Regions from separate parts of the Homo sapiens genome. Here all the other regions are linked to region 3. The links are chromatin loops, found by intact Hi-C in ENCODE. Cell type or tissue: HCT116. All regions are shown on one strand. Links, peaks and the distances in the headings refer to the core of each region. The heading gives the core; the rest is flanking DNA.

What was found. Hi-C counts contacts between places; a loop is a spot of excess contacts. Peaks named below come from ENCODE experiments on the same cell type or tissue, not always from the same donor. Only the 100,000 strongest peaks of a DNase experiment are listed, where the experiment ranks them.
Region 1: it touches region 3 in a loop (7-fold over the local background); 32 of 110 quality-filtered maps call a loop at or near these places.
Region 2: it touches region 3 in a loop (4-fold over the local background); 14 of 110 quality-filtered maps call a loop at or near these places.

What each region holds. Positions count from the first base shown.
Region 1 is chr4:166,163,268-166,169,338 of GRCh38, reverse strand. No RefSeq gene overlaps it. Among named protein-coding and RNA genes, the nearest start is that of TLL1, 290 kb to the right of the region's middle. RefSeq lists an enhancer at 3,208-3,502. In HCT116, for the core only: a CTCF peak has its summit at 3,333 (motif pointing left); a DNase peak (open chromatin) is centred at 3,298.
Region 2 is chr4:167,620,187-167,626,257 of GRCh38, reverse strand. No RefSeq gene overlaps it. Among named protein-coding and RNA genes, the nearest start is that of SPOCK3, 390 kb to the right of the region's middle. RefSeq lists an enhancer at 206-375. In HCT116, for the core only: a CTCF peak has its summit at 3,345 (motif pointing right); a DNase peak (open chromatin) is centred at 3,337.
Region 3 is chr4:168,074,748-168,080,818 of GRCh38, reverse strand. No RefSeq gene overlaps it. Among named protein-coding and RNA genes, the nearest start is that of ANXA10, 15 kb to the left of the region's middle. In HCT116, for the core only: a CTCF peak has its summit at 3,594 (motif pointing right); DNase peaks (open chromatin) are centred at 2,928 and 3,598; H3K27ac peaks cover 4,901 bases.

The sequences.
Region 1 (6,071 bases), core at 532-5,531, 1.9 Mb after region 3:
GGCTGAACACTCACCAGAGTGAACTACAGCGCCCCAAGGAGGAGGAACATGAAAGTGAAACAGGGTATGAGGATAGAAACAGCAATACATTTTCATCCTATACATTCTGAATGAATTTTATTTGGATTATTATGAGTCTACAGAAGAGTCTTGGAATTAATTTATAGATGCAGATTCATTCAATAAAAAGATATGTGGGAAAAATATGAGAAATTGGTAATTTACAGTAGCAACTAATTAAAATAATTTTATTTGTCTTTGGACTGTATTTTTATATTTATATTTGCACCTACATGCTGATAGGTTGTAAATTCACGTTTTAAACAAAATGAAGTCAGCAACCTTCAAAGAACCAGTAGAAGGAGGCATAAAGAACAGTCATCTTTTTCTACCTCAAAACTTCTGGTTTACCTCAAACTCATTCTTTTCCCTTTGCCTGTTGAACAGGGATGTCTCTTTCAAAAGAACAAGGTTGCAAAACTTTGGAATGACAATTGGTATTTTCTGTACCATCTCTCTCCGGCCTCAATCAGCCCCTTTTACACCATAATCTCATATCACTGAAGAAAATTAAGTGGAGACATAAAATCTAGCGCTAGAAAAGATCTCAGAGAATAGTTGGACCTGGGTATTCCATTAAAAATACATCCCACGGCCTGACAGGTGACATAAATGGCTGTTGCTGTGTAACTGTGGAAGTAGAGTTCGTGCTCCTTCTGGAGGTCCACTCATTGTCTAGGTGACCACCTGGCTCACTGAATACAAGTTTAATAGTGTTACATATTCAGATGTTAAAATTCAAACCATAAATCTACAGTCGTATACAAGTTATTTCAATTTCAAGTGTTTTAAACAATTTCATTCCAATAACAGCAATGACAACACCATTGTCTAATGAAAGGTCTAGTGGAAACACATATGGAGAAATATCACTGTCCTCAGGATTGCCAACTTGTGAACTCTAGTCTGCATCCTTACAGTTATCTTACAGTTGAGGAAACCGACATCCGAAGAGGCAAAGAGATATTCTAAATCCAAAAAGCAAGTTAGAAGGAGAGCTAAAATATGAATCTCAGTATTACCCGCTGTTTTAGTGTCTGTTTTTTTTATACCTTATGGTATCACCTCTTTCATGCTGCAGCAAAGCAGTAGATATATGACACATAAGTAAAGAACTAGAAAAAAATGTTCATTGCTTACAATCACTTAATAGTTGAGAGAACAGGCTCTAGAGCCAAAATGATTTAATATATATGCCAGTTGCACCAGCTTCTACTAGTTCCTGTGAACGTAAACTCTCTATTACCCAGTTTTCTTCTCTCCAAAGAAGGAAAAATACTGTCCTTCTCTTTGGGTTGCTGTAAAAATTAAATTATTTAATAATATATGTAAAGTGTTTATAAAACCACTTGGCATATATTACTCTTAATAAATGTTTACTGTCATTATCATCTCCATCATCATCATCATCGTAGATTCCATGGCCTCAATCCTGCTATGTTCTCAAACTGACCTTTTGCAATCTCATTTCAGTCTACAACATTTATGTTACCAGGGCCTCCTCAAATACAGCAAGTTTACTTCTACTTCAGTGTTCTTATACTTGCTGATCCTTGCCTTGTAATTCCTTATTCGCTGCCTCACTTAGTTCAGATCTAGGCTCAATTGGTGTCTCAGGCCGGGTGTGGTGGCTAATGCTTGTAATCCTAGCACTTTGGGAGGCCGAGGCGGGTGGATCGCTTGAGACCAGGAGATCGGAACCAGCCTGGACAACATGGTGAAACTCCGTCTCTACTAAAAATACAAAAATTGGCTGGGCGTGATGGTCGGTTCCTGTAATCCCAGCTACTCCGGAGGCTGAGGCAGGAGAATTGCTTGAACCCAGGAGGCAGAACCCGCAGTGAGCCGAGATCGCGCCATTGCACTCCAGCCTGGCAACAAGAGTGAAACTCCCTCTCAAAAAATAATAAGAAGAAATAAATGTCACCCTCACATGTATGTCTTCCAGGACTACTCTTGTGAAACTAATTATACTATGTGATGTCCCAATTATACTATTTGATGTCCCATAATTCTGCATTGTTTTACTTTTCTTTTCTTTGTTTTTTAGACAGAGTCTCACTCTGTCACCCAGGCTGGAGTGCAGTGGCACGATCTCGGCTCATTGCAAGCTCTGGGTTCACACCATTCTCCTGTCTCAGCCTCCCGAGTAGCTGGGACTACAGGCGCGTGCCACCACGCCTGGCTAATTTTTTGTATTTTTAGTAAAGACGGGGTTTCGCCATGTTAGCCAGGATGATCTCGATCTCCTGACCTCGTGATCCACTCGCCTCGGCCTCCCAAAGTGTTGGGATTACAGGCGTGAGCCACCAAGCCCGGCTCTGCATTGTTCTTCTTAATGGAACTTAACATTTGTGAAATTATATAATATATTTACTTGTATCATTTTTTGTCAGTCTCTGCCTGCTACCTTTAAATGTAATTTCCATGAAGATGATAATATAGTTTTTGTTCAGTAGCCCCAAGGTGTAGAACACCATATAGCATAGAGCATAGAGTAGGTATTCAATAACTATTTGCTGAATGAAATAAAGACTGACTGAATGAATGGGTGCCAAATGAAACTTTCTGAAAGAAGCAAGTGGACGGTAAAAACCCTGAGTAACATGTAGCCCCTAAAGAAGATTTTATATGCTAATATAAATATCTGAGTTTGCCAACTGACAATGACCGTGTGGCTTTAGATACAAAGGTGTTTGGAGGATTTTGTCTCAAGATATTCTGTTGTTGATTTTTTTTCCTGGCAAAAACAAAATGCTTAAATATTGCTTTCTAACAACCTTTTTAAAGATGCATAATTCAAATGAGACAATATAAACAAATTATATATAGTTTTGAAAATATTTGATAGTTTGCCTTCTTGAATGCTATTACTTGTATTATATCTTCTGCTATTCATCCATCAAGATCTCAGAGATGTTTGCAATTTAGCTATATCCAAAAGTGATTAGTGGCAGCTGCATTTTATAAAACCATTATTATTAAAAAGGCCTTGACAAATATAATTTTTTTTCTATTATTTTGATTCTACCTTTAATTTTTTCATAAAAATACTGCTCTTTGCAGAAGAGAAATGATAATGTTTCCTTAAAACAACGTGAACCATATCATAGAAAGCCAGAGAGTATATGGTTCCGACTATTTCAGTAAAAGACTCTGAGCTGAACAATTTTCTGTGTGTACAACGTTGCTGAAAGACCGAGCAGGCTATGACATCATTCACTAAGGGCATTGGTTTGGAAGAAAAAGAGCAATACTGACATCTAGCGTTCATGAGTTATAAGACAGGGAGGGTGTTTTACTTTAAAAACATGCATTCTAACGAAGAGCATGTATCACATTGAGGGAATAGGCAGAGACCCCCTTGTAGACAAGTAAAATAATCAGCGCCAATTCATGACACAACCTCTGAATCATCTAACAAAGTGTTTATATTCTTGAAAAACACAAGAGTTTGAAACAACTGTTTACTGCTGACAAAAAAGCAACTAGATGTCCATAGTCAGTTTATGTGGGCTCAGACTTTTGCACCCACCAAGTGAAGACAACTAGTACTGGGACAATAGAAAGAGAAGCTAAGAACATGGTAGAGATTGTGACATAAGCATTCATTTTAAATCCCTGGAGTGGTAGGCATCCGTGAGATGCCAACTGCTGAAGCTACTGAAGTTAAAATAGTACAACATGTGTTCTCATTGTTCGACTCCCACTTATGAGTGAGAACATGTGGCGTTTGGTTTTCTGTTCCTGTGTTAGTTTGCTGAGAATGATGGCTTCCAGATTCATGCAGGTACCTGCAAAGGACATGAACTCATTCTTTTTTATGTCTGCATAGTATTCCATGGTGTACATGTGCCACATTTTCTTATCCAGTCTATCGTCGATGGGCATTTGGGTTGGTTCCATGTCTTTGCTATTGTGAATAGCGCTGCAGTAAACATACAGAACACATGGACGCAGGGAGGGGAACATCACACACTTGGGCCTGTCGGGTGTTGGGGGCAAGGGGAGAGAGAGCATTAGGACAAATACCTAATACCTATAGGGCTAAAAACCTAGATGACAGGTTGATAGGCGCAGCAAACCACCATGGCACATGTATACCTATGTAACAAGCCTGCGTGTTCTGCACATGTATCCCAAACCTAAAGTAAAATAAAAAAAATAGTACAACAGCCCACAAATGCCAACTCTGAGGACTCATCTACTCACTTCAGCTAGCTGCAAACTCTATTCCCTCAAAGGATCAAATAATTCCACTGCCTTAAAAATAATACTTGCTATGGAAAAGACCTTAAGTGGAAATTTACCCTGCCTTCTAGGCATTATTCCACAGCAGCGCTTTCCTGCATACTCCAGAACTCTTCAATAGGCATTTGAATAACTTCGTCTGCTGTCACTATTCAGGAAAGGCATCAGAAAGAAGCTACTGGCCAGGTTATCGTTTAAATGAGGCCATGAGGAAGCATAGTCTGGATATACAGGGATTTCCATTTCACCCATTTTAAATTTTCCTAGAGACATCTACAGAAAATTAGTATGATTCAAGAACAACGTGTCTACATTTATTTTCTCTGGCTCTGGTTTTATTGAGGTATATACCTGCACTGGATATCATTAAGTGTGCCAGAGGGAAACTCGAGAACCAGAACTCTCCTTTCCTGCCCCCAAAACAGTCCTAAATCCCCATGTTTAGCTCTACTACCTTGGAAAGTTATACAGTCAAGTTTCCACCCTAACTGAGGCAGCTAGAAACAAAATGACAAATGAGAACTATGTACTGAAATCAAATACATACATGAAGTTGCTCTGTAGTAGGGAAAGTTGTATATGTTTTCTTAATCATTGTATTTTATTTACTTCTTCATAATGAACACAGGTAATTCTCAGATCTCACAGACGTTTCTCTTTTTTGAGTTTAGATGTGTCTTCCATGGTTACAATCTGATAATTAAACAGAATAACTATTATATTCTGAATCAGATTACATTTGGAAGGTGATCACCAATTGCTCACAAAAGTTCTATTAAAGAATTCCTCCTGTTTGGCGAGGCACAGAGGGCTCTGAATCAAAAGAACCACCTAACGATAGTCCTTGATGTATAGTGTGTCTCTACAAATATTACCTAATACATTTGCTCCATTTTTTAAAAACAAATATCTGGCACAAATATTGTTGTGAACAGATGCTAATAGTCATTATTTCAGAGACCTTCCCTTGTTATTAAAATATAAACAAACACAATGATGATGTGTTTTTAAGGGAAAGGGACACAAAAATAGGAAACTTTCAAGGGAAGTGAGTAAAAATCATAATTATGACCCTGACAATAGAAGAACAAGATGCTGCTGCTCTACCAATGAAGCCTTGGAAGAAGGTATTTATTGTCTTAATCAAAGACGGAGGTCTATCTAACTTATTCTTTCATAGAATAATGTAATGTAGTGAGGGACAGTATATAAGCACCTGGAACAATCAGCTAAAGATATAAGCAGCCTACTAGGCAAGAGACAGCTTGGGCAGGTCATCCTATACAGCACATTATCTTTTTCTTTTCTCTCTCTCTCTCTTTTATTTTTTTTTGACTTTTACAGGTTCTGTGTTGCCCAGGCTGGTCTTAAACTCCTGGCCTCAAGCAATCCTCCCACCTCAGCCTCGCAAAGTGTTGGGATTACAGCCATGAGCCACTGCACCCAGCCCCTAGCCCACATTTTAGGAGCAAGAAGATGTTGAGAAAATTTCAAAGATAGGGAAATCTCTCTCTCTCTCTCTCTCTTTCTCTCTCTCTCTCACACACACATACACACACATACACACACAAACACACTCCAAGTATAGAGTGCATTTGGCATTTGCAACCACCCCTTTGCAAATGTGTGTTAAGTAAGTTTAAAGTGGGGATGTAGGGAAGTAAATTCTTAAAAGTATGCAAATTGCAAAGGGCATAAAATCTTGAGATTAAAAATACCCAAAATGTTAAAATTAAGGTGAAATATGTTTTTAGGACTCA
Region 2 (6,071 bases), core at 532-5,531, 450 kb after region 3:
CATCACCACCATCTACAGATAATTGGACAAGGGTTTTATCAGTGGTAATGGTGGAAACCTCTAGGTTCCAAAACACATTTTGGAGGTGATACCAGAGGATTTGCTGATGGATTGGATATGGGATGTGAGGGGGAAGAAAGTTTCCAAGATGAGTTCTGAATTAATGGCCTAAGCCACTGGGTAGCTAATGGTGCCATAAATGGAAATAAAGGAAACTAAGGGACAGTAATTGAACAGTGGCGGATGAATCATCAAGTCTGCTTTGAATTTGTTACGTTTTGGGATCAAGGTGGAGTTGGTGAGTGCACAGTTGAATATAAAACTGGAGCCCAGAGAAGAGGTTAGAACTGAACATAAAGGTTTGGGATTCAGTGGCAGGCACATAATCTGAGGCATAAAAATATCACTGATGAAAAGAGTTAGAGTTGGGGAACTTTGACAATAAGAGTTTGTGAAAGGAATAAACAGCCAGCAATGAGATTAAGAAGAAGCATCTAATAAAGCACCAAGAAGAGTATGGTATTGCAGATGCATAAAGAGAAAAATATTTCATAGAGCAAAATGTGTGGTTTACTGTAGCATCTGACACAGAGCAGTGAAGGAAGAAGAAAGAGAACTAACCATTGAATTTAGCAAAAGGTAGATGTTGTTGACCTTAAAGAAAATTGTTTATATAGAATGAGGAGGGGTAAGTTTGATAGGAGTGAAGTATGAAGCTAATTGGAGTTGAGAAAAAAATAGATTTGAAGTGAAAAGAATTCTATTTAGGAAATGTGTCACAGGGGAAAGAAGAATGTTGAGTGATACATAAGGTGACTATGGAAGAAATTTTTAGATGACCAAGGTAGCTAATTAGTAGCATTATGCATGGAGTTAGACAGAATTTGACAATGCAAAATAATTAAAAAAAATTAAAAATGAGAAGGTAGGGCAGAAAAAAATGGAAAAGTTATAGAAAACGTGCCTTTGTTTAGGTGAGAAGAAATGAGGTACAGAGAATTGGTGAAGTTATTGGCTGGGACAGGAGCAAAAACTTTTCTTCTATTGAAATATAAGGAAAGGCAAATCATGAGTTATGGACATATTGCTGGAATTACTGTTCAATGGGTACTGAGTTTCAGTTTTCTGAAATGCAAAGGATTCTGGAGTTGGATGGTGGTGAGGCTTTATCAATAATGTAAAAATACTAACATTACTAAAATATACACTTAAAAATGGGAAAGATGGCAAATGTGTTTATGTGCATTTTACCACAATTAAAATATTTTTTAAATATTTTAGATTTGTGTCAGTAGCAAATTTTGAAAGTTCTGGTCTCGTGGGTTTTGTATTCTCTGTGAATTAAAAATAAATAATCTGTTATGAATGATGGGAGAAAGTATTAGGGTCTAAGATTGAGAAACAGAGAAGTAACTATCTTTCCATGAATTTTTACCTGTCTGCATATCTAGTAATATAACTGTGAATATTTTCTCTACAAAGCCTGACTATACGTTCTTCTACTGCACTAAATCATATTTTAGTTATGATCTGTCATTAGTATGTGAGAAATAAATTAGGAGAAAAAAACAGCAATATAATGTTATTTCTAGCTCTATACTTGGGTTTATTAAGAACATTTGCATGCTGTTTCAACAACTTCTTCAAATCAAATTAACCAACTGTTATCAAGCTTTACGCTCTTTCCTGATGACCATCAATCCCAGGCTCTAACAATTACCCAGAGCTACAATTCTTTATTAGTAAACCTCTCCTGGTAATTCCAAAAATCAAGAGCCTGAAACTTTTATCAGGTCCTAGCTACAGGAAGATCTAGTTTTGTCATCAACTACTGTGTGCTAACTATACCCTGAATAGTCGTCTCAATGCCTACCTAGATTTACAGTTAGCAAAGTACATGGTCTGTGCATTTAAAATTGCTAAAATAAAAAAATGAGGATTTTGTCCTAAAACACTTAGGATTTAAACTTCTTAAATTGTACACAGATAGATAACTTGAAATGAGACTGTTTTGTACTTTTGTGAATCAATTCTACTTAAAATGTAGGCAGTAGCTTTTCCAATAGCAGTTACAAGGTAATTTGTGCTTTCAGGACACAGGTGTCTAAGTGGCCAGTGGTCTAAACGAGGTTTCCACATACCAGGTATTGCTCATCAGTGTGCAATTTGTATCCTCATAAAAGTGTACATCAGTAGTGTTCAGGGATACTCATTGGATTGGGTGTCACACTATTTATTTGGCTCATAATGTGTGTCAAGGGACCCTACAGTGAAAGTCATTTGTAGAATTCCATCTGCTCTTCTACAGGCAGGTAGCCAGGTCCCATTGTTGAACAAATTATATCTGATCACTCCCTGATGCTATGTATAATTGTTTTCTCTTCTTTGATGTGAATGTTAGGAAATAAACTATGAAAAATAATATATGTTCTTAAAAGAAAATTAGGTGAAAGTTTGTAGTTAACAGTTGATCATAGAAATAGTGGCTATAATAACAATTAAACTAGGCCAGATTTTTTTCATCTACATCTAGATATGTATCAGGTACATAATTTTTAAACTTGCATTTTTACATTCATGTTGTAAAAATGCAAGTTAAAAATTCAGTTAGCAGTTAGTTATTTTCAAATATAATTTATCTACTACTTTCTGATGTCTCAAAGTTTAGATAAGAATGCAGAATTCTCTTGGTGGTGTTGCTGTAAAGTACACTCAGATGGAATTTACTCTCCACTCAGTTCCAAAATAAAGACTTCAAATATTTGGTACCAAAAGTCCATGCCATATGAATCACACTGTTTTCATTAACTTCATGGATACTAGATATTTGACAGTAGGTGTTTTTTTGGAATTTGAACTGGCAACTGATGACGACTTCTGTTTACTTGTAAGCACTCTATTTCTCCTGCAGTAAATTTTCACTTGAATTTTGATGCTGGGTTTCATGTTCCGGTAGTAACATCTTTTTCTGTCCCCTCTACAGCTCACGGTGATGTGAGGCATTTTTTTGGTCATCACTATAGGTATTCTAAAGGAAACTTTTATCATCTCTTTGTCTTACTAGTGCCTTGGAAATTCATTCAAATAAACTCCCTATTCTTACCTGCCCATTGACAGGTAAGGGAATGACAGGGTCCGTAACAGCTGCAAATGAGATTTCAGGTGCGGCCCCCCTCCTCCAGTGGCTTTCAGGCCTGCTTCCTGGGACCTTTGCTGAGCGAAATCTATAGACCAGGCTCTGGCTATGGTAAGCTCATGAATGCCTGAATTTTCTTCTCTGCTTGCTGAAGTGATACAATTTCAGTCTGATTGGACTTCTTTCAGTGTCCTTAGCTCCAGTCTGCCCACCAGAGGGCAGCCTAGAGCGGCTCCCTGGTCAGCGTCTTAGCATCCTAGTCCCGGTCAGGGCCTTTGAAAGATACCGTACACATCTGGGAAGGAAACTGAGGTACTCTTCTCTCCATAGAAACATCCTTAACAAAATTCCTCTGGCAAATTCAGTGTGACTCCACAAACATAGAACAGAATTTAAGAATTAACAGGACTACAGTGCTGTGGAATGAGTCACGGAGGCAAGTGAGATAGTGAGATACACCCAGCCAAAAGAAAAACTGCATAGTGCTCTGCATAAACACCTGAGTGGTTAACAAACTGGTAAATGTGATATTGGAAAAGAAGGGAACCCTCACATTCTGGAAATGGCAAAATACCTACTTCAGATACGTAGCTTGCTTGTCAATCATTGTTAGTTAGCATGCAGTATTGCAAAAACCACCGTAAAAATGCACAAACGAGGTAATATTAGAGATTCGATATTTGCAGAAAGTATAAAGGATGAGTAGAATTATCTGGGAAGTTGGCATATATATATGTGTGTGTGCTTATATATATATCTATAATATGTATGTTTTAATATTTGAAATTAGAAAAAATGGCTGGGCACCATGGCTCATGCCTGTAATCCAAGCACTTTGGGAAGCCGAGGCAGGTGGATCACTTGAGCTCAGGAGTTTGAGACAAGCCTGGCCAACATGGTGAAATCCAGTCTCTACTAAAAATACAAAAGTTAGCCGAGGGGTGAGGGAGGTAGTGGTGCACGCCTGCAATCCCAGCTACTCCGATAGCTGAGGCATGAAAATCACTTGAACCTGGGATTCATCAGGCCACTGTACTCCAGCCTGGGTGACAAAGTGAGACTCTGTCTCCAAGAAAAATAAAATAAAAAATTAGAAAAAGTTTTGGAGAAACAATTAAAAGGCAAATCTTTTATGTTAATATTGTTTTAATTGACAAAGAATACTTATATATGTTTATGGTGTACAATGTGATGTTTAGATGTTTATCCATATATAAGTGGAGTGAGTAAATCAATCAATACATATCTATCACCTCACTAATTTTTTTGTGATGATACATTCAAAATTTACTCAAAAAAAAGGCAAATATGCTAATTCATTAACATCATGAGAAAGGACACAATTTAGCATTTTGCATAGATTACTTAAATCTCCCAAATATAAAGTTCATAAATTGCTGAGAGTGTATATTATGTTTCAGGAATTATTACACAGTTTACGTAGTATCTTAGTGATACAGTTTGTCTGTGTCCCCACCCAAATCTCATCTTGAATTCCCACGTGTTGTGGGAGGGACCTGGTGGGAGGTAACTGAATCATGGGGGCAGGTGTTTTCCATGCTGTTCTCATAATAGTGAATAAGTCTCACAAGATCTAATAGTTATATAAGCGGGGGGTTCCGTGCACAAGCTCTCTTCTCTTGTCTGCCACCCTGTGAGATGAGCCTTTCACCTTATGCCATGATTGCGAGGCCTCCCCAGCCAAGTGGAACTATAACTCCGTTAAACCTCTTTCCTGTATAAATTGCCCAGTCTAGGGTATGTCTTTATCAGTAGTGTGAAAATGAACTAATACACTTAATGTCTTAACTCAATCTTTACTATATTCTGGTGAAACTGAAGCTCAGAGATGATAAGAAATTGGTCCAATTCCAGCTAATAACTGAAGAATTTCAAATTCAGATCAAATTTTAAATGTGTTCACTTTCAAAATACATTTTCTATCCTTTCATTTTTTTTCTTTTGCCTTCTATGGGGTTCTACATTTTTTTAGAAATAGCATATAATTTAACAGAATTTTACTGCTGTTGATGCTCACTCACCTTCAAATCTATTAACTTTCCTTTTTTTCATTTTCCAAAATTTAACCTGAGATTTAGAAGAAAAAAAAGATAAATGTCATCCAAAACATCAGAGTGAGGAAAAACAGAGATTCATATGGCAGAAAGTGAAGCTAAAATAGTCAGACCTAATAGCTGTGGGATGACATAAGTCAAAACATGGCCTTTGAAAGACTAGTTGAAAAGAAGGACACATAATGGAATCTTATGAATTTGGCTACAACTCAAGACATTTGTTTGCAAGTGTCTGATATCTAATTAAACTAGCCTAAGCTAAATGGTAGATCTGTTGGTGGAAATCTGGGATAGCAAACAAAACAGAGAGTACAGCTAAGTAACTAAGTCTTAGGAAGACAGAAACCAAAATAATCACATGCCTGTGCCCCCCCCCCCATATTTGTTTATTTCATGGTTTAATTCTGAACATTTATTATGACTTTATCACCATCTTTCTCTAAGAGACTGTATTAGCTCACAACCTCTTCTTCCACCAGCCCATGTTTGAAAAATAATGTGGATGTACCTAGAGAATTGCATTGGCTCAATGTCAGCTAGATCAGACAGCGTGGCAGGGTCCCCAGCATTGTAACCCACACAGAGTCTTATGCCTGGGGAAAGGGTGGTGCATCATGCTGTGGTAGCTTCCCCGAGAACAAAGGGAATCACAGCCTGTGCTCTCCAGAGACTGAGGGTTGCCTGCTTGTGAAGGCTGACAGCAACTCTGCCTTCACCAGCAGCAGGACCCTGTGCCCCTGCATTCACCCCGAGAACAGTCTCTCCCTTCACACTGCTGTGGCTACTCCTGCTGAGGTCCAAAGTACTTGCTCCCTGGGACCTAGAAGTCATCTACCTACCTGGGCCTGCTCCCTCTGACA
Region 3 (6,071 bases), core at 781-5,780:
AAATCTAAAATATATACTTAAAACTTATGTGTGAGGAGGGAAAGGTATATGGTCAAGTCACAATAAATATAAGAAATACACTCACAGTAAAAACATTATATTGATTGGCTACAATTTTAATATGTGACAGCAAATATCAAGTATGTGATAACCAGTTCTTTCTGAAAATCCTTGTTGGCTGTGTCACTCTCTTGAAGATCTATTTCACATTTTTATTTTTATCAACCTTCCAACCCCTATACTCTTTCACCCTACTAATTTTCAGCTGATCCCTCCCTTGTTGTTTTATTGAGGATACATCCATTAATGCAAATAGGAGATTTTTCATTCTTCTACTATGTGTATTTGTACTTTTGTGTTTTCTCCCATCTTCCCCTTTCACAGTGCACATTGCTTCTAACTTAGTCTCCTTTTCCTACCAGCTGACTATATGAATTCTTCTCACTTATCCAAGAATTTCATTCCTGAAATTATCTCATTTTTATACATCATCATTTTATTCTTTTATTATTTCCAACAACCCAAAATTATGTTACAGCAACTGTAATTTTAAAAAGCAAGCAGGCAACCAAATGGAAAAATTCCCTTGGCTTTTATTCTCCACCTGCTGCAACTTCATTTTTGTTTTTCTGTTCTTTTCACAGGGAAAGCTTCTTCAGACAGTTTTCTATACCAACTCTCTCCACTTGTCTATTCTTTCTTTATCCCACGTCAATCAAGTATTCCCACGCAACACTGAAACTGCTGTTGTCATAAATAATGGTCATCTTTGCAAGTCTAGTGGATTATTCTCTGTTCTCATCTTGACATAATTGTCTCTCCTTCATGATACACATTCTTCTGGAACTTACATTCCCTTGGTTTTACTTTGACTAGATTGATTGTATCTTCTTAGTCACCTTTATTGTAAATACCACTTACATTACTAGCTTTATATTATTCTGTTTTTTGGTTCATATTTTCACTAATGAAAATTATATATATATATGTTATATTTTTAAAAATATGTTATTTAAAAATGCCTCTCTAACATTAGAACAAACTCTATGGAGATAGAAAATGTCTTGGTCTTCTTCACTACCATAATGACAATACATAAAATAGTGTATAAAACATCTAAAACAGCATCCAACAAGTATTTTTTGAATGAATGAATTTTATTTTTAAGAATCTGGAGCTGAGGGCAAGGCTATCATCTATGTTGTTGGGGCCATTATACTTTCCCTGGTGACCATCCTCTGTGGCAGGTCTCTTAACCTCTGATGTGTATACAGAACATCTATTAGCTTAAGAACCAATGTTATTTGTCACCAGATTCTCTTTTCTTTGAATTTCTTTTTCTATAACTTTAAAAATGTTATCATTGATCATTCTAGCTAGCAATATCTGTAACCTCCTTCTCTGTATACTTCATGAATCTTTGTAAAGCAAAATAGCAAAAACTGTCTTTCTTGAATTATATTGCACATCATTTAGAACAATAAATTTTTAGTGTAGATACCATGTATCCCTCTCAAAATGTCACCACTTTTTATGGCTTGTCAAAGAGAATTGAAGTTGAAATGTAAAGCAATTTTTCAGGATTGAATATCTACATACAATGTACTCTAGATATCCATGTTTTAGGTAAATGAACAAAATATGATTTAAAAAATTATCTTCATTTCTGTACTTTGGACATATTCTGATGTTCTAAAGTCCATTTAAGATTCATTCTAGTTGGAAATTTGCACTGACCCTTTCCAATTTGTAGCAATAGAAGTCATGAATAAAAATAATTAAATTTTAATTATTTTTAAAATTATATGTCCTAATCCTTGTAGAAGAAATTTAATTAAAAGTCAAAGAAAAAGTAACTTACTATAAACATTTTCATCACTTTGAAAATTAAATTCTAGCATATTAGTCATGTGCATTAATTTGAAACAAATTTCACATCCTTGGAATAATAATTTTCATATATCCACACAGAGATTAGTAGTCAGAGGATCATTATCACTAAAGAAAAAATAAGATGCTGCTAAATTGGTCTCATCTGAATATTTTAATAGGTAATATTACAATTAAAAGCAAAGTATATTAAAATAGTAACAAGTGTTTCTGAATCATATTTACCTTTTGACTTATAAATACTTTTGTTTTGAAATAAACTACATATTGTACATCTTATTTATCATCAACATGATTAACCTGTAGTAGGGAAAACTCAATTCTTACGGAACAAATGTGGCAATAAGTAGAGATTTAAACCTGATTGTTCTTTTGTTGGAATCACTAAATAAAGTTTGTATTATAATATGAGAATATTTTGTTTTCAATGTATACATATAATAGTCTTATCCATTGAAATAAAAAATAGGTTTTTATGGAAATACAGGATTTCATAAGTAATTTAAATGTATTATAATTTATCTATACAGTGTGTATTGTCATTTACCATGAAAGATTATACATAAATTACTGTGATGAAGCTATTTTTCCATTGACATAAAATAAGATTTTAAAGCAATGAATGTGCCAGTTCTGTTCTAAGCACTTTAAATGGTTTAATTCATTCCTTGAAACAACCCTACAAAGTAGGCATTGTTATTATTTCATAATACAGATGGAGATTCCATAGATTGAAAATCAGACTTCGATAATTGAAAGGACTCACAAGACTTCAAAGAGCATCCTTGTATAAGGCTTTCAGTAAAGGTGAAGAACACAGTTGAGTAGGAGAAAGGGTTGAGGCAAATATTAGGGACCTGCTTATCAAAGTCCTTCTTATATGCACAGAACGTGCTTCATCTCCAGTTCGGGCTTCCGTTTGTGCAGTGAGCCTTGTTTTGGGAAAACTTCTTAAAAGCATTCTGGTGGAATCTTTTATGTCCTGTAGTTATGTAGCTAAGCCAAGGTGAGTAATCAGTAATAGGAGTTACCTGTGTTATTTTGGGAGGTATTTGGGGTTTACTTTGTGAGTGATGCACTTTGATGCCCACCTCCAATTCCATATCAAATTTCAGATTACGGGGTTCCTTTATTTTCCCATTATCTCAGGCTATATGCCAACTCTATTGGTTTTTACCAAAGAATTGGCAAGAGTCATTTTTGTTATTATCCAGTTCCTCTGGTGCCAGAAGAAACATGACTCATTTCTGCCTATTAAGCAGATTTATCTTTTTACCTCTTCACCTAAAGTAAGGTCACTAACACTTCAACAATGGGGTTGCTTTCTAGACTGAATTTTTATTGTGTTGGTCTTCCACCCTTGGGAACCATCTAAACTTCAGTTACTTGTTTGACACCCTTTGGCACCCTTGGAAACTTGTCATAGGGACAAGTTATGTCCTTACACAATTCCACAGGGAGACTTAATGTACATGTTCATTTGATGAGGAAATTATTTCCTTCATTTGCTTCCATGTAGGAATGATGGTATGACATAACCCACAACCATAGGTATCTCATATCTCAAAATAAATTTATATCCTATTGTAATAAAAACGATTTCAATTAAAGCCCCTATTACAATAACAAGCCAATGATAGTTTTCAAGCGATGCTTACCTTGAAGTTGAAATAGGCTACTTTCTAGTCCCAAATACCAGCAATGACCACTGGGTGTCAGTCAAGGGCTTTTGCCAAGTGCTTCAGTCAGCATGGCTGCTTTGACTGGACATTTCCAAAATCATTGGAACATGGAGGTAATGAAGTTACCATGTGCTTAGTAAGGTCACAAAGACCTGATTGTGCTAAGTTTCTTTGAAACTGTAAAAAAAATAAAAGAAGTGCTGTTGCTCAAATTCAGGTTATTTTTTTCTTGGTAATTTTGTGAATAGCAGTTGATAACATTTCTCAGATGTTGTATGTGAATTCTCTAGAAACCAAAGAACCTAATCAAACTTTATATTGCTTGCTTTGATTTTGGAGTTCACAGAGAAAATCATTTATTTTTTGTTTTATGAGGGATGCCCTAGTCTCCTCTGTTCAAGAGATATCAAGGAATTTCACCATTTTTCTGAGATATGTATTGTATGATAGTTAATCAGCCATCTTCTGGAATCATATGATTAACAAGCGTTTATAATGCAATTTTAGCTTAGCGTTGAGATTGATACATAAACAATATATCATTACTATCACAAATAGCAGCACTCTCCAATTGATTCAAATCTGTTTCATCTCATCAGGTACAGCAATAAGCAGGAGAATTTAAATATCTTTGCGAGAGCATGGTAAATGTGTATTTTTCCATCCATCTCACACGAATGCAAATTGGCTTTAAATTTCTTCATAAGTAGAAATGGAAAAGAAAGCATTAGTCAATTTGGTCACAGAATAATAGTGTCCCTTAGTTTGTTGTTCCGCTTGAATAGTTAATACGATACTGTGCACTACTCATGGCATGAGGGTTATTATTTATTATTTCTGTACTCTATAGTGAATCTCTGGGTTTCATCATTTCTTCCACAGGCTGTTAAACAAGGAAATTGTGGCTATTAATATACCTACATCTAAAACATTTTTAATTGAAAACAAAATTTCTTTATGTGCCTCAGGTATCCAAACCTAGTCTATTCTAATTGCTTTAAATTGGCCACTTGAATGGGCTTAGATAATTTTGAAATTTCCCATCTACTATGCTCCAGTAAAAAAGGATTAAAAACAGATTTGCAAGACAACCTTTTTCCTAATAACCTGGGTAAGATAAGAGTCCTGCATTCAGACATTAGATCCATTCTAACCACACATTCTGGCAGAGTGAGGCAACAACCTTACATAACTTTTGTTAATAAATGCCTATATTTTAGCCATACTTTTGTCTGCTGTTCCTTGGAGTTGCTCACCGTATCTCCCTAACTCAATTCTATTGCCTGTTAACTTTTCCTTAACGGGCTTTGTATGATGTTATATTGGACACCGGTGTCCAGAAAGCCAACTAAATTTCCTTCACCACCCTCGGGCCATTTTACTCACACCCATGGAAACAGCCTTGGATCCCTGGCTGGGGTGTTGAGTCAGGGGGCTCTGGCCCTCCTGTCATCCAGAGTCAGAATCTTCTCTTTTTCCCCATACAATTTTCATGGGCATTGACACTCAGGGGATTATGAATTTCTTTTGTACAATAATCAGATTCTTAAAAATTTATTGAGACTAAAATAAATTGAGCAAAACTGTCACAATTCCTTTATAGGTTGAAAAATTGATGGAGCAGCCAGACCACCTAATCTTTACATAGCAATTCATGACAATTTTAGTGTTTATAACATCTGTCTTTTCCTTATTAATGTTATTTTTAATCAACCTTCTGAACACTAGTATTCAGTTTAAATTTTCTCAGGACTTTTTTTTACCCCTTTTATCCATATTTCCTTTTCTTTTTATTAACCCTAATCATTTTTCCATCATTAACCCTTATTTGCAGTACTTGGACAAGGAGTCCTTCCATAGTTTCACTCATCCCATCTTATCTCCGCAATAATGAAGTCAAATAAGGAGTCCAAGCAGTTGTAGCTTCTTATAGCATCTATCATATCTTGACCAAACCTGTAGAGTTAGGAAATTTTTTAGAATTACTGCAACTAATAAAAGTTACTTATGTTCTCAACAATTCAGCAGCCTCAGAAATATTCCATTTAAAACCTAAGGGTGAATTTGGGGAATTTTCCTTTTCAAGATTTATGTTATTTACCTTTGATTTTATACAGCTTAATGGATTTGGAGTTTACTCCTTCTATCCATGTTTCCACAAAAGCTACAATAAGTGAGGGTGCTGAGTAAGCACTAACATGCCTGTTCATTTGACAGTATCCAATAGAGTTCTCTGACTTCTCATGCACAACACTGATTTCAGTAGAGGTTCAGAAGTGAGTTGGCGATCAACTCCCAAGTGGCTTAACCGTTTAACTAACTACCCTTGCATTTCTGCGGTCTTTGAATTCGCACCCCCATGTGACCTGTGTAAATGTGTTGTGATGCTCGTCTCTGCTGAGGGGATATTTTGGTTGAAACAGCTATCTTCCCCACTGCCTTTGGGCATTACAGTCAGGATCACATGCTGTACATCTGTGGTCATGGAAGCCATCGACT